Linked DNA regions of Homo sapiens: region 2 is linked to region 1. A link is an interaction called in ENCODE POLR2A ChIA-PET data of the cell type or tissue named here. Cell type or tissue: Panc1. All regions are shown on one strand.

Region 1 (4,000 bases):
ATACCACTGCACATCTACCATAGGGAAGGCACAGGCACAGTCCATACATTCCTTTGACAAATAGGTATGCAGCTTCTTCAAGCCAAAGTACTCTAAGGGCTAGGGATACAACTTAAGAGTATATAAGCAAAAAAAAAAATACATATATATATATATATATATATATGTATTTTTTTTTTTTTGAGACACTCTCACTCTTCTTACTCTTGCCCGGGCTGGAGTGCAGTGGCACGATCTTGGCTCACTGGAACCTCTACCTCCTGGATTCAAGTGATTCTTGTGCCTCAGCCACCTGAGTACCTGGGATTACAGGCATGCACCACCACACCTGGCTAATTTTTGTAAAAAATAAATATTGTTAAAAAGGAAACAAAGATAGGGTGATCAAGGAAAGTCTCTGAGGAGGTAAGATGTGAGCAAAGACTTGAAACAGTGTAAAGAAAAAAAATCCTGTTAAGATCAAGCTGACAGCAATCCATATGTATATGAATGTCCCAACCCCAGACAGTTTGAAGCATAAGGCAATAAGGCCAGTAATTACAGCTGTAAAGAAAGTAAAAGGAGACTAGTATAGTGGATGTGGTCAGAGGTAGCCATGGTTAAGGAATTTGAACTGTACTGGGAATGAGGAAGGCTCTGTGGTACTGCAAGGCACATAGTGCTTCACCTGAGTGAGATTGTATTACAGTAAAGGAGACAAGGCAAGTGTAAAGCCACTGTCATACAAGGCAGAATACTCAGAGCATGTACAAAATACAATGTGAGTCACTGAAAGAGTTAAAACCACATTAAAGTCAGGAAGGAAAGAGTTCAGAGGAGGTAGAACTTGAGATAAGACTATGGAAGAGAAAGGTACAGCATGAGGGTTATACAGGCTTGTTCAGCAAACAGCCAGGGATCCAACATGGCTGACATATTTGATATGCTTAGTAGAGTCCTGGGAGATTAGACTACTGCAGTAGGTTGCAGTAGGTTGTATTATAGAAAACCATTAATTATCTAATTCTGCAGGCAATGGAAAGCCACTGAAGGTTTGAGTTGTGGGAGAAGAGGGAGAGGAATAAAATTATCAGAGGGCTATTTGGTAAGGTATCTCTGACAATGATGGAATGAGGCTTTTACAGTAGTCCAAGTAAAAAAAAATTAAGAACCAAACTAGATGGTAGTTGTAAAGAGAGACCACAGCTGGGCGCAGTAGCTCACGCCTATAATCCCAGTACTCTGGGAGGCTGAGGCCGGCAGATCACAAGGTCAGGAGTTCGAGACCAGCCTGGCCAACATGGTGAAACTCCGTCTCTACTAAAAATACAAAAATTAGCCAGGTGCAGTGGCGGGCACCTGTAATCCCAGCTACTTGGGAGGCTGAGGCAGGAGAATTGCTTGAACCCAGGAGGCAGAGGTTGCAGTGAGCCAAGATCGCAACACTGCACTCCAGCCTGGGTGACAGAGCAAGACTCCATCTCGGGGAAAAAAAAAAAAAGAGAGAGAGAGAACAAATACAAAAGAGGTGGAGAAGCAGACAATGAAGAAAGCTGAATTGACAAAATTTAACAAATGGCTGGATGTTGAGGTTGCCCATATTGAGTCTGAGGTGCAGGTGAGACAGTCTGGATGATTCACAATTTGCTCCAAAACAAGCAAATAACCTATAATCCACAAAAATTACCAAAAGAGGTCCTACTTAGTGGAATAAGACTCTGGTTCATGATAAAAGCAAAGCTGCTAACCATCAAAAAAATCAGCCTTAGCCGGGCGTAGTGCTGCACGCCTGTAATCCCAGGACTTGGAAGGGCAAGGCAGGCAGATCATTTGAGACTAGGAGTTTAAGACCAGCCTGGGCAACATGGCAAAACCTCATCTCTACAAAAATACAAAAATTAGCCGAGTGTGGTGGTGCATGCCTGTAGTTCCAGCTACTCAGGAGGCTGAAGCAAGAGGATCACTTGACTCCAGGAGGTTGAGGCTGCAGTGAGCCAAGATTGTGTCACTGCACTCCAGCCTGGGCAACAGAGCAAGGCTGTCTCAAAAAACGAAAACAAAAACAGCCTTTACTAAAAAGTAAAATGACACTGATGATAAAATGATACAATGCCTAAAAGTGTTTCCTTTCACCCTAAGGAAAGGAAGAAAGGTCTTTACTTTATATAAATGTAATGTGCAATGAACAATGACAACATATAACCACAGTTAAGGGAGCGCCTAACCAGTCAGGGAGCCATATGACAAAGGCCAGGAAATCCTACTAGCGAACTATAGCAGAGCACTTGAATGGATTTCCACAAAGGAACAGGAGAAATGATCATTAAATAAATGCAAGTCAGGCACAGTGGCTCACGCCTGTAATCCCAGCACTTTGGGAGGCCAAGGCGGGTGGATCATCTGAGGTCAGGAGTTCAAAACCAGCCTGACCAACATGGTGAAACCCCGTCTCTACTAAAAATACAAAATTAGGGCCAGGCACGGTGGCTCACGCCGGTAATCCCAGCATTTTGGGAGGCCGAGGCAGGCAGATCACGAGGTCAGGAGATCAAGACCATCCTGACTAACACTGTGAAACCCCATCTCTCCTAAAAAATTACAAAAACTTAGCCAGGCGTGGTGGCGGGCGCCTGTAGTCCCAGCTACTGGGGAGGCTGAGGCAGGAGAATGGCATGAATCCAGGAGGCGGAGCTTGCAGTGAGCCGAGATCGTGCCACTGCACTCCAGCCTGGGCGACAGAGCGAGACTCCGTCTCAAAAAAAAATAGCCAGGCATGGTGATGCATGTTTGTAGTCCCAGCTACTCAGAAGGCTGAGGCAGGAGAATCCCTTGAACCCGGGAGGCGGGGGTTGCAGTGAGCCACGATCACGCCATTGCACTCCAGCCTGGGCAACAAGAGTGAAACTCTGTCACCAATAAAAAAAAATAAATGCTGTTCTATCCGCTGAGTGAGCTCTAGGTTATGGGGATGGATAATTTCAGAAACTTCAGTGTGCAAAAAGGAGCAGCTTCCATAATTAACTTTTCTGCCCAAAAACTTCCAAGTAACATTTATCAGTCAGTTTCAAATTAACATTTACTGATCAGTCTATTTTAAGGTACTCTATTTCAAACAAAGAATGGTATCACTTTCATGATTTTTTTTTTTTTTTTTTTTTTGAGACAGAGTCTCGCTCTGTCACCCAGGCTGGAGTGCAATGGCGTGATCTCGGCTCACTGCAAGCTCCGCCTCCCGGGTTCACGCCATTCTCCTGCCTCAGCCTCCCAAGTAGCTGGGACTACAGGCGCCCACCACCACACCTGGCTAATTTTTTTTTATTTTTAGTAGAAACGGGGTTTCACCATGTTAGCCAGGATGGTCTCAATCTCCTGACCTCGTGATCCACCTGCCTTGGCCTCCCAAAGTGCTGGGATTACAGGCGTGAGCCACCGCACCCGGACTCATGAGTTTTTTAAAGTACAATTTTTAAAAAAAGTTAGATAAGACTAATACCCTAAATAACTTTTAATTTTTTCATTAAAATAACTGACACTTTAATTCAAAATAGCCATCTAACTTTTTATATACTATCATCAAACAGTTTTGCCAGAGACATAAATCTGAAGACTACTCTACAAATGAATTTTCTACAAATAAAGTTAGTATATAGTGTTTAAATCAGGATTCAAAGAATCATTAAAGCCAGATTTTACAAAAGGTATGATTCCAAAGTAGGATCCATGTGTCCTAGGTTTCTGAAATTCCCATTTATTCAATATGCTACTATGGCCTTTCATACCTTTCACGCCCACAGAGGCTACAGCAAACAATCAGACATATAACCAACTAGCAATTCTGCCCTTATATTATCTGCCATTTTACATTTGTTTATTGCCTGCGTTCCCCGTTAAAAAATAATCCTCATGACAACAGTGACTGTGTTTTTACAACTGTATCCCCAATACCTAAAACAGTGCCTAACACGTAGCAGGCACTCAATGAGTACTGATCAATATATCCATAAGAAAAACAACAACTATA
Region 2 (4,000 bases), 55 kb after region 1:
GAAATAAACCTCCTTTACATACCTTGGAGGCACAAATAACATAAGGTATGCAAAAGTACTTTGGAAACTATCAAGCACCATACGAGAGCTGGTTATTACCAGAATGCCACCAGAGAACAGCATCTCACCATTGGCTGTCCTTTGTAAATTCTATTACTGGCATATATAAATCATTGGATCATTAATGCCCATGTCACATATGGCCAAATTTTACTCTAATAATTTTATTCTTCACCTGTCATTTCTAAACAACCTCTCCCAAACAAAAGATGTCCCCAATTTAAAATACTATTTCAATCATGAGATCCAAATAACTAAATCTATAGCAACATAACTGCATAATAGATAGCTCCAAAAATCATGGACTTCTTTCCCATGGAATAAAAGCTTTCCTACACTGCAGCCAATCTGACACCACACTTAATACTGAGTACATTCCTGTTAAAGGCTTGCTGAATTTTAAGAAAACATAAACCCCATACTCAAACTGTACAAGATAAAATTTGCTTAAGGGTATGTGTAGACAAATGAAACAAATTAGTCAGCTCTCTGTCCTGCCCCTTCTCAGAACCCAACTTCCCTGGTCTTTGCAGTTCTGAGTCGCCCTAATCTTCAGGTTCAACCCTTCCCACAACTACCACTTCCAGAGTTAATCCTGACCCCCAAGCAACTCATTGTTCCACCCATCAGTCTACTGAGCAAACATTCATTAACTACTGTGTGTCAGGCGCTATACTAGGCTTGAGAACATCTATGGCTTTATGGTTAATTGCGGTCTCTATAAGGGTAAGTCTCACATTCTTCTTCTTCTTTAACGTTGTCTTAACCATTCCAGGCTCTTGCCTTTTCATATAAATTTTGGGTTAAGCTTTTCAAGTTCTAAGGAAAGTCATTAGGTATACCATTTAATTTATAATTTGGAGAGAATTAATTTTTTTCTTTTTTAAATTTTATAGTCTTTATTATTGAAACATTGCGTTTCCAAATCACAGTGGTTTCTACTGACAAAGTGCCTACAATTCATTTCTTTATTAATTACAAACATTTCAGAGTAATTACACAGCACTTTATCTTGTGCCAGCCAAACCTCACAACAATGCTAGGAGGTAAGCTGTCACACCTACAGTTTGTTTTTCCCTCTAAAGGAGAAGGCAGGGAAAGAAAGTCTTTTGCAGAGTTATACAAATATTTGGCAAAATTCAGAACAAATCTGAGAGGGCTATTGATAAGAAGCTCTTTTCATTATAGACATTCATTCTATCCATGAATGAGAGAAAAAAGAGAATGGAAGATTTATGCATTACTTCAATTGGAGAAATGAGATAGGAGAGTGGCTAACACAAAAATCCCTAAATATTGTTTTAGAAAGTATGAAAAGTGGACTGGGTGTGGTGGCTCACGCCTATAATCCCAGTATTTTGGGAGGTCGAAGTCGGCAGATCACCTGAAGTCAGGAGCTCCAGACAGCCTGGCCAACATGGTGAAACCCCGTCTCCAATAAAAATACAAAAAAAATTAGCCAGGCATGGTGGCACATGCCTGTAATCCCAGCTACTCAAGAGGCTAGGGCAGAAGAATTGCTTGAAACTGGAAGGTGGAAGTTGCAGTGAGCTGAGATCGCGCCACTGCACTTCATCCTGGGCAATAAGAATAAAACTCTGTCTCAAAAAAAAAAAAAAAGTATGTAAAGTGGCATTTTTATCCCACTTTGTACACTGCTTATATCTTACCTATGCAGCTCATCCAATATCTCATTGCATCTGACAATTATTTTTGACTACCTTTTAAAAAGATGGAAATGAACCAATTTCATAATTCATTTACTTATAAATACATCTTTATACAAAGGGGAAGGGCCTAAAAGACTATTACAGAACCAATTTTTTTTAAAAATTGAAAATTACACATTACCACCAGATAGCATTTTCCCAGATAGGACTTTGAGTAGGCCGGGCGCGGTGGCTCACATCTGTAATCCAGGCACTTTGGAAGGCTGAGATGGAAGGATTGTTTGAACCCAGGAGTGTGAGACCAGCCTGGGCAACAAGGTGAGACCCCCGTCTCTACAAAAAAATTTAAAACTTAGGCATGGTGGCACACGCCTGTAGTCCCAGCTACTGGGGAGGCTGAGGCAGGAGGATTACTTGAGTTCAGGAGTTTGAGGCTGCAGTGAGCTATGATGGGATGGCATCACTGCACTCTAGCCTGGATGACAGAGCAAGATCCTGTCTCTATGTTAAGTAAGTAAGTAAATAAATAAATAAATATTGACTGGGCGCGGTGACTCACACCTGTAATCCCAACACTTAGGGAGGCCAAGGTGGGTGGATCATGAGGTCAGGAGTTCGAGGCCAGCCTGGCCAACGTAGTCTCTACTAAAAACACAAAAATTAGCCAGGCACGGGGGTGCATGCCTGTAGTCCCAGCTACTCAGGAGGCTGAGGCAGGAGAATCGCTTGAACCTGGGAGGCAGAGGTTGTAGTGAGACAAGATCATGCCACTGCACTCCAGCCTGGGCAAAAGATTGAGACACCATCTCAAAATAAATAAATAAATAAATAGGCCTGGTGTGGTGGCTCACGCCTATAATTCCAGCACTTTGGGAGGCTGAGGCCAGTGGATTACCTGAGGTCAGGAGTTCAAGACCAGCCTAGTCAACATGGTGAAACCCCATCTCTACTAAAAATACAAAAAATTAGCTGGGTGTTGTGGTGGGCACCTGTAATACCAGCTGCTCAGGAGGCTGAGGCAGAAGAATCACTTGAACCCAGGAGGCAGAGGTTGCCGTGAGCCAAGATCACGCTATTGCACTCCAGCCTGAGCAACAAGAGTGAAACTCTATCTCAAAATAAAATAAAAATAAATACTTCTACTTTGTTTATAACTAAGTTTGCAATAAAAGATGTATAAGGGTTGGGCGTGGTGGCTCACGCCTGTAATCCCAGCACTTTGGGAGGCTGAGGTGGGTGAATCACCTGAGGTCAGGAGTTCGAGACCAGTCTGGCCAACATAGTGAAACCCTGTCTCTACTAAAAATACAAAAATTAACCAGGCATGGTAGTGCACACCTGTAGTCCCAGCTACTTGGGAGGCTGAGGGAGGAGAATTGCTTGAATCCAGGAGGTGGAAATCACAGTGAGCTGAGATCACACCACTGCACTCCAGCCTGGGTGACAGAGTGAGACTCCATCTCAAAAATAAATAGATAGATAGATAGATAGATAGATAGATAGATAGATAGATAGATAGGCCAGGCTCAGTGGCTCACTCCTGTAATCCCAGCACTTTGGGAGGCTGAGGTGGGTGGATCACCTGAGGTCACGAGTTGGAGACCAGCCTGGCCAATACAGTGAAACCTTGTCTCCACTAAAAATACAAAAATTAACCAGACGTGGTGGTGCACGCCTGTAGTCCCAGCTATTTGGGAGGCTAAGGCAGGAGAACTGTTTGAACCCAGGAGGTGGAGGTTGCAAGTGAGCTGAGATCGCACCACTGCACTCCAGCCTGGGTGACAGAGCGAGACTCCAAAAAAAAAAAAAACAAAGTACAAGGTCAGGAATGGTGGTTCATGTGTGTAATCCCAGCAATTTGGGAGGGTGAGGAAGGAGGATCACTTGAGTCTAGGAGTTCAAGGCTGCAATGAGCTGTGACTACACCACTGCACTCCAGCCTGGGTGACAGAATGAGAGTCTGTCTCTGAAAAAAAAAGAAAGTCCATGCTAGGCTGAAGGAACCAGAGGTGCAAAGGCCCTCAGGGCAGAACTCTGTATTTTTGCCATAGGAGAATTTTGAGCAAAAAAGTGTAAATATTTTCAAAGAATTAAATTCTTGGACTGGGTGCAGTGGTTCATGCCTATAATCCCAACACTTTGAGAAGCCAAGGCAAGAGGATCACTTTAGTCCAGGAATTCAAGACCAGCCTGGTTAACAAAGTGAGACCTTGTCTCTACAAAAAATTATACAAAAATTCAATAATTAGCCAGGTGATAATTGTTAGTGG

Evidence for each region. Peaks named below come from ENCODE experiments on the same cell type or tissue, not always from the same donor. Only the 100,000 strongest peaks of a DNase experiment are listed, where the experiment ranks them.
Region 2: POLR2A ChIA-PET joins it to region 1 with 7 read pairs; 14 of 35 experiments call an interaction of 5 or more read pairs at or near these places.

The regions. Positions count from the first base shown.
Region 1 is chr17:32,455,282-32,459,281 of GRCh38, reverse strand. The region is part of intron 3 of PSMD11 (proteasome 26S subunit, non-ATPase 11); the gene reads right to left. Among named protein-coding and RNA genes, the nearest start is that of PSMD11, 13 kb to the right of the region's middle. In Panc1, no CTCF peak of the experiment used is centred here; no DNase peak of the experiment used is centred here.
Region 2 is chr17:32,400,361-32,404,360 of GRCh38, reverse strand. No RefSeq gene overlaps it. Among named protein-coding and RNA genes, the nearest start is that of PSMD11, 42 kb to the left of the region's middle. In Panc1, no CTCF peak of the experiment used is centred here; a DNase peak (open chromatin) is centred at 2,220.